Linked DNA regions of Mus musculus: region 2 is linked to region 1. The links are chromatin loops, found by intact Hi-C in ENCODE. Cell type or tissue: heart. All regions are shown on one strand.

What was found. Hi-C counts contacts between places; a loop is a spot of excess contacts. Peaks named below come from ENCODE experiments on the same cell type or tissue, not always from the same donor. Only the 100,000 strongest peaks of a DNase experiment are listed, where the experiment ranks them.
Region 2: a loop joins it to region 1, with 3 times the contacts of the local background. A loop is called at or near these places in 3 of 42 quality-filtered maps.

The regions. Positions count from the first base shown.
Region 1 is chr8:128,487,454-128,495,453 of GRCm38, reverse strand. Nrp1 (neuropilin 1) reads right to left here. Exons shown (of 17, transcript NM_008737.2): 12 at 7,498-7,557; 13 at 2,290-2,427. It overlaps Gm32643 (a long non-coding RNA gene), which reads left to right and starts at 2,469. Exons shown (of 7, transcript XR_003947627.1): 1 at 2,469-7,081. In heart, CTCF peaks have their summits at 3,540 (motif pointing right) and 6,910 (motif pointing right); DNase peaks (open chromatin) are centred at 3,553, 4,053 and 7,093.
Region 2 is chr8:128,264,005-128,272,004 of GRCm38, reverse strand. All of the region lies in intron 1 of A930035F09Rik (a long non-coding RNA gene), which reads left to right. Among named protein-coding and RNA genes, the nearest start is that of Mir21c, 10 kb to the left of the region's middle. In heart, no CTCF peak of the experiment used is centred here; a DNase peak (open chromatin) is centred at 4,524; H3K27ac peaks cover 3,402 bases.

The DNA of each region.
Region 1 (8,000 bases):
TTTTTTTCAGTGAACAAAGGAAGAGGCTGGAATCCGTTATAAAGAGGTACACAGATCTATTCCTATAGTCAAAAGCACAAAACCCAATGGGAATCCTTTACATTCAAAATTAGGAATTTTACTTAAGTAGTAATAATTTAAAAATGCTTTCACATCCAATTTGCAAAGTTCATCATTATCATTGTTTTTGAGAAGGGGTTTCACTATGCGGCCTGGGCTGGCCTTGAACTTGTGGTCCTCATGCTGAGGGCCAGGATTCTAGTGAGCACCACTGTGCCTAGCTTCCAAATACTATTAAAAGTGCAGGGAAGGGGTTGCAGCTCAGTTTGTGCAATGTTTGCCTAGCATGCATTAAGTCCTGGCTTCATTCTCTAGTATCATAAATCTGGGGATTGTGGCAGATGCCTATAACCTTAGCAATCCAAAGTGGAGGCGGGAGGATCAGAAATTCAAGGTTCTCATCAGCTACAAGTGAGAACTTAAAGCCAGTTCTGGCATGAATGAGTCCTAGTCTTTTTTTAAAAAATCAGTGAAAATTCCGTGAGTGCCTATGTTCATGAGAGTTAGCAGGCAGGGGCTCTTTTCATCTAGACTGTTCCTTTTTAACAGTTCCGTGCCAGGCATGCCTGCTTGTCTCAGATGATCCCATTTCTCTCTTGCAGTGGGAGGCTCTTTCTAGTTAAGGCAGAGCTAGCTGCCAGTTAGTCTCAGCAACTGGGAGAACAAAGAAGTCACATAGTCCGAAGGAATCATACTTCTCTACCATGAATCTAAGAAACACACTCCTCTTCCAATTTCCCAGAGCAGAAAGTGCTGGTGTTTCCCCTCTCAAACACTTTATCAGACTCTGGGTCGGGAACTATGTCTTCATTTTCTCAATTAGCACTCTGCTTCTGTAAGCCTTTTAGCTTTTGTTTCTGGCTAACATAGCTTTTCACCCTCTTTGAATGTCAGGTCCTACTGAGCCATTTCACTTCACTTTGCATCCATTTTTCCACCATTACTGCCTTCATCTCAGCTAATTGCATTTAGTTAATCTGATGCCATTTATGTGTACAGTGCCATTTACAGTCAAAGTATTTTAAGTTTTCTAAAACCGCTTGTCTTAAGATTCAATGGAAAGTGTCTCGGAATTGAAGGAGTCCAATTTTATCCAATTTCCTTGTCACTCTCATTAGGAAAGGAGGTGTCCATGGCAGAAAGAGGCCTCTTTAGCTTACTCTGTGCTTATATTCACCATGTAAAAGCGAACAGCAGAACGGAAAAGGGGTGGAGCACCTCCTACCCATCCCATAAGCCAGCCACCCCCTGGGATGGCATGTGAGAATTTGAGGGTCCTTTAGGATCCCAATTATTCAACTTAGGGGTCTTTTGATAGACCTCTACTGAATAAAGTTCAGGAGTGTGGTGGTGGTTGGTTGTTGTTGTTGCTGTGGTGGTGGTGGTGGTGTGTGTAGCAAGTCTGTCTGTGTAAGAACCTCATGTAGGGTAAAGAATCCAGGATCAGGTTGGGAAGGAACACACTGAATTAGTTGTGTGTACTTATTCCCGTCCAGTAAGTCTTCGTAGGAGGAAAGTACAGGTTGAGAGCTGGAATATGGAAGCTGGAGAATATGGGCTAGGTTGAGAGATGTCTCCTGTAAGAGAGTTTACCCCGCACTGTTCTCCCTTTACTTCAGGGGATCAGAGAAGCACCAGGATAATGTACTGTGCCTGGTGATCATTGGTGCAGAGTCTAGGATGCAGATATCACTGACGAATGTGGCTATGCATAGCGTGTCCACCGTGCAGTTATTCCTTTTCTGAGACAGGGCCTCACATAGCCCATGCTGGTCTGGAACTCAGTGTGTAGCCAAGATGACCTTGAACTTCTGATCCTGTTTGTCCCTACTGAGTGCCAGGACTGCCAGCACGTATCATGTCTGGTTTTAAGCTGTTTTACTCCCTACTACTAAAAATGGCTCAAGTTATCCTTGGTAAAAGTTTGGAAAAATATAATGAGTGTAAGTTCACTGAATATATCTAATATTGACCTCACATGTTACCCCCTCCCCCCATTCCTTGCTCACTTGGTTTTTTAGGAAGGCCAACCCATAGCCAGACTCAATCAGAATTCCTCTTCTTGTCCTAAGCCTCTTTCCATTAAGGAAAGAATCCTTGACAATTCCAGAAAAAAAAAAATCATTGAATGCTACTGGTATTTCTTGTCATCCATAAAGTTATAGGTTTCAGGAAACTTCCCTGGTAACCAAAGATATGCCAAGCATGGAGCCATGGTGGCACTCTTACCTGTATGGTCCTGAATCGGCCCTGTCTTGCTGGTCAGCACACTCCACCTGAGCTGTGCATGGCTGTCATGCTCCCAGTGGCAGAATGTCTTGTGAGAGCCCCAGCCAAACTCGCAGTTAAAACCGTATGTCGGGAACTCTTCAGTGGGGAAGGACAGACAGACATAAGGGAAGAATTAATCACAACGATCAGGAAGGCCATTAATACTCTCATGGGCATCATTTATTTTAATTCCATATTTGTTCTAAAGCTATGGAAAATCCACCAAACCCAAGATTACCAAGAAAATAACAGATGCATGAACATGCCAAAAATGTTTACAAAATCACATTTAGCATTACCATTCTTCTTTCTGTTTTGGGTCCACCTTTAGAAAGATTATGGATTGCTCATCAAATTGGGTTTATGTGAGATTTCCAGGAAGATTACTTTCCAAGATGCTTGTGTATGAAACATCAGAAGTATTTTCCCTAGTTGCACAATAGTCGATACGAACAATAATATTATTGAAGATGAACCATAAAAATTGATAAGCATCAATGATAGAAATCTTACTAGAGATTAGCTACAAGTGTCTGAAGCTGGGATGTAAGTTGGCAGGAAGCCTAGCCCTGAGTCTCACTTCTCATCACACCAGCTGATGGCCCAAGCTTTGTGTCAGGAAGGAATGACTGAAGCATTTTGCTGAGATTATTTTCTTTCTTCTGTGCTTTCCATCAGGTCAATTAATTTCAGACTAAGTCTTTTTATTTCTTTTTATTTTTGGTGAATTTCTGAATTTGCATATCAATTGTTCGCCGCACTTAAAACCTCAATTTGAGGTCACATAAAGCCCAAATTCATTTAAACATCGACTCTTTCAGCAACACTTTCTAAAATCTTCCAAATGTTTCTTTTGGAAGCTGAAAACATAAATGGATTTGCGGGAAGGCGTCTGACCTTACTGATCCTTAACCTGAAAGCCTTTCATTTACTCAACTCAGTTCTTTGAAAGGGTCTTGAGTTCAGAAGTATTAAGAAAGAAAGAAAGAAAGAAAGAAAGAAAGAAAGAAAGAAAGAAGGAAAAGAAAAGAAGAAAGGAAGGAAGGAAGGAAGGAAGGAAGGAAGGAAGGAAGGAAGGAAGGAAGGAAGAAAGGAACCAGTGATAGGGTTTTGTTTGGGGAGGAGTCAGCAGAGGCTAAATACAATCACAAAGATGAGATCTTTGTCCAGTCCCCAGGCAGATCAAGCCTGAAATTAGTAGTCCACGAGATGGCAGTATTGAGTTGGATAGAGCCACATCATGGGTGTCTGTCCAACTGAAGTGGAGTCTTGAAAAGACTTGCATACAATAAAGGAAAGCATGCTATTATGGGCTGCCTTAGGGTCAGACAGAGACCACGTCTTTTTTTTTTTTTTTTTTTTTTAGCATTTCTTTAACTTGCCCAAGTGTTTGATATGAAGTTCTTCAAGTCCTTTCAGTTGCTCTTCAAGGGCTTTCCAGTGCCCCTCCCCCCACTGAACAATGGTGTGAGGGGTTTTAATAGAAAGATTTATTAAATTGATAAGAATGATTTACTATGCATGTTTTGGTTTCCAAGGATTTTTTTTTCAAGTGCTACTGTCAGATTTTGGAAGGAACTCGCTCTATGAATAATCACAAGGAAGTAGGATATAAGTCCTTATAATCAGGAGGTAATGTGACCTCTCAAAGGGTGGGAAGAGTTGGTTCCAAAAGAGAAGTTGGTCACATGATGTGAGCATTTGTACAGAGTCAGCTAGTGCAAAAGGACAGCTTGAGTGTCAAAGGAGAGGGAGTTTTCATGTGTAAGATATTGAAGCATGAAGTGGAACTTCATGAGGCTCAAAAATCTCTCCTGAAGTTACTGCCCTTGGGCAGCAAAACTGACTTTCACAGATGGCATAGTCAACATCCTTGTCCCGGAATGTACTGTTGTGTAACCTCATGGTAGGAAATGTTGATGTGAAAGTGTGAGGTTTTTGACTTTTATTTTTTTCTCTTCAGTCTGCTTTGTACGATATGCAAAAGGGCAGAAAAGCTTCATAAGTGGTTCCATCTACTTTGCTTACACATAAAATTTGCTCTCTGGCCCAGAAAACCACACTGTGCATTATGTTGGCTAACATTCTGATGACATTGTAAAGCATATGAACTTAGCATTTTAGAAATGGCCAAAAAATTAAAAAAAAAACAAATCAATGCATTTCAGTGGGGCTGGGATCTGGATTGTAGAATTCAGTGCTGACAATTCACCTTGGATATGAAGGTGACCAATCATCCAAAGTATCAACAGACATTTGTAGAGGGAAAAACAAACAAATAAAACCAAAAACAAACAAAAAACAAAAAGCCAAAAAGCTGCATAAGGATCAGGAAAGAAGAAGAAAAAGACAGAGAAAGAAGAGAAGAAAGTTGAGTAGAGGAAAGATATGAAGATGCAGGGACCCTGATGGCTAAGCTTTTAAATTATTACTCAGGCCCTGGAGTTGTGCACAGTTCTCATTAAATTCAATAGTAATAATTGGACTAAATCCCTTCTTAAAAATAGCAGGAAACAATATTCTGAACTTAAAACAAATTTATGGCCTCTGTGAGCAAATGCCAGCTGTGCTGCTGAAAGGATCTTGCCTGCAGTTGGGTCATTAAGCACAGGATGTGAGCAAGGATTTAATTTTCAAGTCGAGGTTCCTATCTAGTATGATCACTGCTTGGTTATCAGCTGGTCCTAAAGTCCAAGCAAGAGGGATATGGAAGCCCACACAATCATAAGTCACCAACATACTGTGAGCTGCTGTGAGGATGTGGAAAGACCCTCAGAGGGTCAAAGTCCTTTGTAAAGAGAACTGCATTAAACAGAGGGGTCTGTCCAAGCATGAATACCCTTTTATGCCTCTAATGACAGCAACCTAGGCAGTATATGGATATTGTATTCCTGCTGAGTTTCTTGTATTGATCAGAATCCTCAAGATAAATTTCTCTCCTCTATGTGTGTGTGTGTGTATGCACATGTTCATGTATGTGTGTATATCTATGTGTAAGTCAGAGGTCAATTTCAAATGTTATTCTTCAGGCACCATCCATCTTGTGTTTTGTGATTGGCTCTCACTGGGGCCTGGAACTTGCCATGTAGGCCAAGCCTGCTAGTCAGTGAGCCATGGCGATCTGCCTGTCTCTATCTCTGAGCATGCTCCATATACTCTGCTTTTGTGTGGATTCTGATGATGGAACTCAGGAATTCATGCTTGCACAGCAGGGGTAAGTGCTTGCATACACTTACTGAGATACCCACTCAGTTCTTAAAACAGAATCTTAAGATTTTGCTTAGTTTGTAACTGCTCAGGTAAACAGAATTTTGATGAAGACATAGGGTCTGTCTGAGGCCATCTGTGAAGTGTGAGAGGCCTGTAATGCATCAAGTTTTAGGTGTGGTCAGCCTCACCTTGAGCTAGACCTCTGTCTGGAAGCACATTCCATCTCTGTGAGGCCCATGCAGTGACCTAACCAGAAGGTTGCAGTGAACAGATAGCTTTTAAAGGTCAACAGTTCATGACCCTCCAGTGAGGAGCTGAAGACCAGATTTATAACTCAGACAATGGAATAAACAGGAAACCATATAGACATTGTCTATCTCTATGATCAGCCAGGCTGTTAGAACCAGTCTTTGTCTAGATGGTGGTAGTAACAAATCTTATGGATTCATGCGCTGTACACCTGCCCTCTGACTTTGGTGAATGCTAAGATTGGGCTGACAGCCCCTTGTTTATAAGACCTTCACAAGCATGACCAAGAGGTCCTGTTGAAAGCAAATGTGTTATCAAAACCTCTCCTGGTGTGGTCACCATGACTCTCACTTTCATGCTTTTTGAAGATAGCCATGCTCGTTTAATAGAGGAGATGAGAGACTAACGAAGCAGTAGAGAGACTACTTCAGGGTGCTTCTAATCACTTCTGGCAAGAAAAGAAACTAGATGAGCAACTAAAATGTACATGGCGTCATCACAACTTCATATACTCCCTTCATCCTCTTCTGATAGAGGGCCAAAGACAGTATATTGAGAGTCATAGTCCTACAGCTTCACCCCCACAGAGAAGCCCCATTTGCAGACCAGGGCCGTCCTCCTGGTAACAGACAGGGAAGAGTAAAATATCTGCAGACAGACACTGTGACTAAAGTCAAATTACAACAGGTATGAGCAGGAACACAGCATTTGGGGGATTTCCTTTGCCTAACGTCTGAGGGGTTTGGGATGCGGGAGCAAGCGTTTTGTCAGCTGAACTCCTGAAAACTGGGGGAAAGTTCCAAAGAAGTTTGTCTTACAGTTTAATTAGGTCAATGGTAACAGTGGCCTTTAAGGAAGCATGCTAATTAGGGAAGTCCTTTCTAGTCCTCTGTGAGGCAGTCAGTGTGGAGGAAACACCGATACACACCACACGGTCCATTAATAAATGACTGCAGAGGCCAAGGCTGAGTGAACTTCAATAAAGGAAATGGAAGAATCTGGGAAGCTGACCCTCTCACCTTCCTCTAATGATTAACTCTAAAGTATTTAAAAAAAAAAAAAAAACCTCTGGTTGCTTATACAACTGCTTCCCTTCATGTGAGTCTGTGGGGAAGAATGTCACAGAATACTAACAGAAAACAAAAGAGGGCAGCCTTTGATAACCCGCACGCACGGTTGGGCGGACAGAGTCCTTGGGTTTTCCTCTGAGCTAAAGGATAAGGGGGATGCTCCCAGGGTGTTTCTCAGCCCGGGCACAGTGTAAACCTTGGTTTCCTGAGCCAGTCTTGTGGTAAGTGCTGTTGTAAAACTGCCAACTCTGTGGCAGGCACAACAGACAAACTTTGCGCTTCTTGATTTTGCAGAATGGTGATGAAAATAAATAGTTAGGCTGTGGCTTGTGAGATTTCTTTCCTTCTTCTAGTTTGCAAACACAGGCCACATCAGAGCTGTGCTGTAATTAAACAAAGTATGTCTCTCAATTCCCTGGGGGGAGGGGGGTAGCTGGGACATGTCATTCAGCAATGACTGATGAGGAAGGGAACCCTGTTCATTGGGGCTTACTGGGTACCAAAAGCATGTGGCTTTTACAGCTTTGCTGTTCTCCTAGGCCTTTAGAGCAACTGAAGCCAGGAAGCTCAGTGATGCTATTTTGGTAAGTGGGATTGGAAGGGGTACATGGAATATAGACACATTAGATTTTGATACCTGATTGGATGGTGCTGTCTATAATGGTTGGCTTCTCTGTGGCCAGGACAGTGGTGCCTCCTGAAAAATAAGAGCAGCGGCATACCAAAATAAGAAAACAGAGGCAGTGTGCAACAATGTTTCAAGCTCACATCTCTAGACATTTCTCACAGAAAACTCTTACTTTAGTTCCTTCCAGGACCAATCACATTTGACTGAATCTTAGTCTATCTAATTCAAACAACATTACCATAAGATTGTTTTAATTTTATGCATGCTATGTTTTGTGTATGTTTACATGTGTGTGAAGATTTGCATTAAGTGTGCAGGAGCATGTGCATGTGGATGTTAGAAGATAATCTGCGGTGTCATGTCAGAAATATCACTTGGCTCCTTTGAAACAGGGTTACACAAGTAGGCTAGATTGGCTGGCTAGTGAGTCCCAGGGACCCATTATCTACCTACAAGCTTGTACTATACTCAGCTTTGTGTGTGTGTGTGTGTGTGTGTGTGTGTGTGTGTGT
Region 2 (8,000 bases), 220 kb after region 1:
AGCTGATCAGTAGGACTCAAGGCCATAGGCAGGAGTTCGACTTCACTGAGGAGGGGAGGAAGAAATGTTCCTCTATGTACAGCAGCATCACTGTGAGCTACACAATATCAAACCCGTGGTGAAGAATGGAATCAAAGGAAGGAATGATGGCAACACAGAAGAATGGGAGGGAGAGCATGGTGCATATCTAGATGCCTCTGGTTAGTAGCAAAGAAACCCAGAGTCTCCTGGAATCTTCTTCACACTGGTCAGGGCTTACAGAGCAAAGTTCAGATCTGACAGCAGTGGCTCCAAACCCTATCACTGACTGCTCCTTTACAAAATAAAGGCTCACAAATGAACACAGGGTGGTTGAAAACTGCAGCTTCTCAGAGGGAGACTTAAAGAGCACACCACCATGTCCTGGGGTGGAAAGCAAGAGCTGACTTTAGTGACAGATGAGGTTGCATCTGAGTGGCTCCTGATACAGAAAAAAAACACACAATGAATTTCTACAGATGATACATTGAAACAAGGAAATGCTTATGAAAGATGGATGAAGCAAATCTCATGGAGAAGGTGGAGGCAATGCCAGCATAAATGTCATCCATGCAGCCAGTGTGTACACAGCATCAGGGCATCAGCTATGTGGCTTTCTGTGGACTTGGGCTTGGTTTGTACTTTCTGAGTAATGTGACTTCTTGGGCATTTTTTTTTAGAAACACAAAGCTTGACATTATGTCCTTCACACACACACACACACAAACTTAGACTCAGATCGACACACACAGGCACACACCCACCCCCACTGGCACACACATAGACATATATACACAATCTCAGTCATACACATATAGCCAGCCACATACAGAGATACACATATATGCACACACATGTATGCATGAGTTTAGACACACAGAGATGTACATACACAGGCATACGTGTATATACAAACACACAGATACAGACTCATACTAACACATACACAGGCATACCCACCCACTGGTGCATACCCACCCACTGGTACACACACACACACACACACACACACACACACACATACACACACAGACATATACTGACACATACACAGGCATACCCACCAGTGATATACACACACACACAAATGCACAGATATAGACACATACTGGCACACACAGAAAGACACACACCCACCGTCACACACAAAGATACACATATATGCAGTGGCACACACATGCAGGAGCATAGTCATGTGCACAGAGGAACACACAAGGCTGTGACAGCATATTCTAAAGCAAGCAAATATCTTTATTAGACTATTCTGTGCTGACGGTTTCATCTACTTTGAGTAACCATAAAGAGTGGCCTATCCAATGAGGTCACTCTTGCTTCTGCTCAAAGGCAAGTGAAGGATGAGGACAGTGTAAGGCTTTATAGTAAGACCGTGGTTATGAGGATTGGAGCTGTGCAAAGCAGCTGAGGGAGTAGCAATGAAGCTTCCAGAATGGCACATGGGAGACTCCAGACTGTACAGCAGAAGAAAGCAGCTAGCAGGGGCTGAGCCAGCTCAGCAGAGCAGAGCTGAGGTCCTGAGTAAGTACTTCTGAAATCCAGGGGATGTCTTTAGACCACGAAGATATTAAGGGGTTTGTGGTACCCATTCCAAAATGAACACAGTGCTGGTAAGAAGCATGGAGTTTGATGAGGAGAAAGGAGTGCATAAAATGAATACTTTTCCTCTGTACTGCCAGTGGAGAGCCAGAAAGGCCTGCACACTGAGTATGAATCCAAAGAAAACAACTCACAGAAAAGGGGGGGTCTCCCTTCGGAGCTGTGTTAGCACATAGATTGCTATGAAAGCTTGTTCATACAAGTAAAAATCTGATGGATGCACATAGTTAGATGTGTGTGTGTGAGAGACAGAGAGAGAGAGGTGATATATTTTATAACAGATGCTATTAGAGTTTTAAGTCTGATTTTCTTGCTTCCATTAGCTAATATAACTGGTCAAAGATTCTTAGGGGAAGGTCAGAAATAATCTTGAAGCTCACTACAAGATATAGCAGCTAATAGAGATGCAGAGGGGCATCCAACAAGGTTGAGAACCCCTTGATGGCTGGATGGGAAGAGGGATGGATGAAAATGATTGATGGTTCTCAAATATAGATAAAGAGGAGGTGTATGGGTTTTCTTGTTGTTGTGACCAAGCACACTGCAAAAACAACCTTAGGGAGAAAGGATTGGCTCACAGTTGAAGACTGCAGTCCACATGGAGGGGAAGGCATGGTACCTCCAGACCCACAGTGGCAAAACTATAACTCCTGAAGGTTCAACAACCTGCCAAAAGAGTGCCACTACTTGGGGGACTTTTCATATTCAAGCCACAATGTGTTTAACATGAATTCAACACGATCCAGTAGTACAAGACTGAAAGAAATAAAATAAAATGGAGATGAGCTAAAAGGGAAACTCACTGGAAAACAGGGAATGAGGCAAAGAAGCTCGTTGTACACCAAAGACAGTCTAAGACTGTGTGAGCACTGGGTCCAGTTCATATTCAAGAAAGAGAATCTCACAGCCCCCAGGCCCCACCTAGTTTCCCTCCGTCTTCTCCAGACACCGTGTCCACAACAGTACAGGCAAAGGTGTCTCCTCCATAGTCAGCTTCTGCATACTCCCTTTCCACCACACAGAGAAATAAAATGTATGTCTAATTGGCTTTCTAATAACGCTAATTAGCTCAGGCCTTTGTGATCCATAAAGAACAGAGGGTGCTTCCATCTTCCTATCACACTGCTGGGGCTGCTGGGGCTGCTGGGGCTGCTGGGGCTGCTGGGGCTGCTGGGGCTGCTGGGGCTGCTGGGGCTGCTGGGGCTGAGCCTCACGCTGCTCCTTGCTGTCTTAGAAGAGACTTTGAAACTGCTTCAGTGAAAAATCTCTATTTTGCTACTGCATATTCAAACCCAAGGTGTTAAGCAGTGAAAGCGGTTATGACAGAGTTCTAAGGGATGTTCTAGAAGGAAGGGCTATATTAAAACAGGAAGCAGTCTCTAGAATAGCATGGAGTTGTAATAATTGGACAGCATTGGCCATTTCTACCCATCTTTGTACTGTCCAGCTCTGGGAGGAACCAAAGAGAAAGTCTGCTTTTGTCTGTATCTGAAATGTCTCTGGGCCCATGGATTGAAGGTTAGATCACCCCTTGAGAGGTGGTCAGAAATGAAGATGAGAAAAGTAGTAGGAAGTCTTCTAGCTGTTAGGGGTGCACCCTTTAAGGAAAATATAGGGCCTCTGCCCTTTATCTTGTTCATTTCCTGGCCACACAGGGAGCTGATCTGCTCTTGGTACTTTCCAAGCTACAGCTCTGAAGCAACAAGACAAAGTGATCAGGCACAGAAGCCAACAAAACCGGGCCATACATGAACATGGCAAGCACCTGAGATAGTAAGAGAAAGCCCTTCTACAGTGCCACAAAGGGGCCAATGAGTTTTCGAACAGAGGAAACAGGGACTTCTGTGGAACCCAGCAGGCTTTTCCACCAGAAACATTACTGCAAACACCATATTGAAGAGACTCGGGTGCAAGGACGAGGACTCAAAGAGTCCAGTGTCACGTACTTACAGTAGGCACCAAGCCAGCTCCCTCACTTAACTTTAGACAAATCACTCCCTGGTCCTCAAGTCCTGCCATTAAATAAACAGAATGGCGCTTTACAGTTTGTATGAATACTCCCTGTGAAGCAGCCGAGACAGGTTTCCTCTGCTCCTGCCTTTACCTGGGCTAGGAAATGGCCCATGTTATCCCCACAGTAGTTTCTGTAACACAGTATTTCCTTAAAGCTATTCTAGGGCTGCCCACTTCCCATTTCCTGTCTAAGGTCAGGAAGTGTTCTTAAAGAAATAGCAGTGATCACATCTTGTGACATGCTTGTTGTGATTCAAAATAACCAGTGTTTAGAAACCATGTATTTACGACTTAGCAACAAAATAAGTCTTTGTTGTATATAAATAAACAGTTCTGGAAGAGGATATGGTACAGTTTGTATGAGTGTGTGTGTGTGTGTGTGTGTGTTAACCTATAATTCCAATATGCTACAATGCAGAGAATCTCTGAATTGTAAGGAAGAACTGACATAGAGCTGTGGTATTGGGGCCAGCCACTCATATCAGGGGCAGCATGGAGTTTAAGAAAAGAATGATGAGCTAAAAAATAAAAGATAGGCATATTATGAAATACTAATTTTATTTAAAAGGAAGGTCCTATACATATTGTGAGATGATTGAGAAGTGAGAAACCAATCTGGGAATCTAAAAGAAAAACAATCCCCCATGGATAGAACACATCTGGGGCTGGGAACATGAGAAACTGAGAAAATAAGACATTTTTGTTACTAAAATCTTAGGTTCCCAGGAGTGAAGAGATAAGCGGGAGAGCTGGTGGTGGGGAGGTAAGGTTCTCCACAGTTCCAGCAGGAAATTACTTTAGGCTAAACTAGAGACACTGCGGGAAGTGAGAAAGAAAACGCTCTGTTTGTGGGATTGCTGTTCAGGAAGTGGAGTGGGGAGCCCCTTGGGAATGAACAGGGACTGAGGAGGAAGTGTAATAATGGATGATTGCTGCTCCTGAGCCTGGGAAGAGGGGAGGTGCTACTGACAGCTGAGAAGGGATCAGAGGAAACAAACAGGGTTCACATTTAGGTTGTTTGTTTGATAGATGTTTGGACTGTTTATGTGACAATAAATAATCAAAAGCGAAGCTTTGAGGGATGGCACTTCTAGGAAGCAAGAGGCTGAGGGGATAGCTGCCAGTTGACTCTGACTGCTCCATCAGCTCTGAAGAAATGCCTTCAGTGTGTCCCCCACATCGGGTCTTCTGCATATGTCCAGGCTGATCAGAGCTTTTGGATGATTCGTGAAGCTTGGGGCATCTGTTGATTCTAACGTCATGGAATGAGGGGAGGGGCTGGGAGTGTGGGTCAGTAGATAGAGTGTATGCAGGAAGCCCTGGGGTTCCACCCCCAGCACCCCACCAATCCCCTAGCATGGTGGTGAACAACACCTGTGGTCCCAACCCTCAGAAGGGGGAGGTATGATGATCACCAGCTGAGTCACTGTTGGTTACATGCTGAGTTCTAGGCCACCTGGGGTACATCAGACTCCATCTAAATTTTGGTTTTTGAAAGAATGAATCTTTGTGATTTTGGAGATGAGGAGGGAAGAGAAGTGCTGCGGAGAAGTGAAGAACAGATGCCAGAATCTCCACAGTAGAGGAAACACAGCTGTATGAAAATAGCTATTCTGTCTGTCAGAGTGGACAAGAGTGACTTTGAAAGTACAGAGGGAGTACCAAGTGTACAGCAGTCTCAGGTGAGGAGAGTAAGTAAATACGTGCCATAGCCAGACACTGGGAGCTTCTGGGGACACACAGCCAAGGTCTGCAGTGAGGTCAGAAGGGGCCACCCACACTTTCCCAGGGAAACAAAAGCAGCTAAAGCCAGAAGCACACTTGAAGCATCCACACAGAGGGAAGCTGTTGACTAGGGCTGCTGATCCAGCACTATAGCTAAGAGGTCTGGGCTGAGCTCTGAAAGGCAATCTAGCCATGAATGCAGTGGACAGATGTATTTTAGAGGTTCACAAAACTAGCGCTAAGGCTGTATGCAAAGCTTTTGTGAGTCAAAGCAATAAACCTGTGGGGTGGGGGTGGGGGATTATTGCCCAGTTTGTAAAGCAGCTCACCTTACAAGCCTGAAGAGACCCACATACAAAGCTGATGATCATGGTGGCACATGCTTATGTAATATCAGCGGTTGGGAGGTAGAGACAAATGGGTAGCTGTGGCTCACTGTCCAGTAATCTACCCTACTTGGTGAGTTTTGGGTCAGTAATAAACCTGTCTCAAAAAACTGAGGTAGACATTGTCTATGGAATAGCATCTGAGGTTGATCTCAGGCACCACACACACACACACACACACATTGAGAGAGAGAGAGAGAGAGAGAGAGAGAGAGAGAGAGAGAGAAATGGAGGGAAACTTGAAGGAGATTGTCTATATGTATCAATTTCTCAAACATCTTTCACTCTACTTTGAAGCTTTTATAATTACTTAAATTTTCCATTCCTCTATAATGAAAAAAAAAAAAACCCTTTACTTTAAAATCTTCGAGAGAGCCAGATAACCTTGAAAATTAAGTAAAATGAAAGTGTAAGCCCTCTTAATGCACAAATATTTAAGAAGTTAATCCCTTAAAAAATCTTTTTAATTCAGTTCCACGAGAGGTGGGGCAGACCAGGAAGTAAGACTTTTAGGTGTTATAATCTCAAAATACTAAGACCCAGTGCAGTCTGATGTTGAACACCCCCCCCCTCCCCGTCCTCCACCATAGTTAAGCACAGGTCTAGGACAAAGGAAGTACTTGGTAGGGGCTTGCTGGCTGGAGTGAAATCATGAGTGGGGTTAGATTGTACAGGTGTGCCCTGTATGGTGAGAAAGTCCAGAAAACTCTGGAAAATCCAGTGGGTGATCAAAGGGCTTATCTCTATGACAACATGCTGCTCAGAAAGGCCTCTCTGTGGAACCTTGTTGGACACACATACCTTTTGCATTTTCTGAGGCTTACTTAACTTCAAAATGAGTTACCTAAGTGTTCCACGAACCATCAGAATGTTCCAACAAGTTCATCTTTGTTTGTGTGTGTGCCTATGCTTGTGTGCATATGGGGGCCACAGGGCAGCCTCAGATGCTGTCTTTCACCAGTTAGCCACTTTTCTTTGCTTGTTTGGTCTGTTTTATTTTACTTTGTTGGATTAGAGTACACAGAGTAGGATAGGCTGTCTGTCTAACAAGCTCTGGGGACTCTCCTGTCACCAACCCCCCAATGCTGGGATTTCAAGTACACATCACCATGCCCAGCCTTTTATGTGTATAAATTTTTGTGTGCCAGGGAATCAAACTTAGGTAACTCAGAAGGCACTTTACTGCCTGAGACATCTCCCCAATTCTACATTTAGCTTTTCTTCTTTTCTTTTCCTTTCTTTTTCTTTCTTTCTTTTTTTTTCCTCTCTTTTCTTTTACCTGGCCTGGAACTTACTTTTTAGTCCAGGGTGGCCTCAGACTCACAGATACAATGTGGGAAGTAGCTGAGAACTCTACATCCCAATCTTCAGGCAGCAGGAGAGAGAGAGGGGAGAGAGAGAGAGAGAGAGAGAGAGAGAGAGAGAGAGAGAGAGAGAGACACTAGGCTGGGCTTGAGCATTTGAAACCCTAAAACTAGTAACACACTTCTTCTGACAAGGCTACACCTACTCCAGCAAGGCCACACCTACTCCAATAAAACTATACCTACTCCAAGAAGGACTCACCTACTCCAACAAGGCCACACCTTCTGATGGTGCTATTCCTTGGGGCCCATATTCAAACATATGAGTCTATGGGGGGCCATTCCTATTCAAATTAACACTGTGGCTTTACATTCTCCTGGTGTGTTTGTTCTTTCTTGGCTGTCCAATTTCCCACTGTTCTCCTTGAACCATAGAAGAGGGCCCTCCAATGGTTAGGTAGGGTGTAGGTCCACTCCTAGGTAGAGACCTTTGTCTCGCACTGCTTTGGAATGGGAAGTAAGTCACAGGAGGTGGTTCAGGGGCAGACATGAGGAATATTCTCTTCCACTACAGAATTCATAAGGGACTGTTTATCCATCCCTACCTCTCTGGCTATGACCCTTCATGCTCAAGCCTAGAGGGCATTACTGTCTTCTAAGGGAGGCATGCTCCACACATCACAGGATACTGTTACACCAGAGAAAGGCAGTCTCTGCTCTCTAGCCAGAATTACAATTTCCTATCTGTATGTTTTCTCACCCTTGGGTGTGTGGTTTGTCCTGCTCATTTCTGTATCACTAATGTTCCATTTGGCTGCATAGGTGCTCTCCCTGACCCATTTCCACCATGGCCTCTCCCTGGAAGATTTTCTCCTTTTGCTTACAAGAGCGGACACCTGCGTTTGAGTTTTGTTAATGGGGAACGGAAGTATGGTTGGCC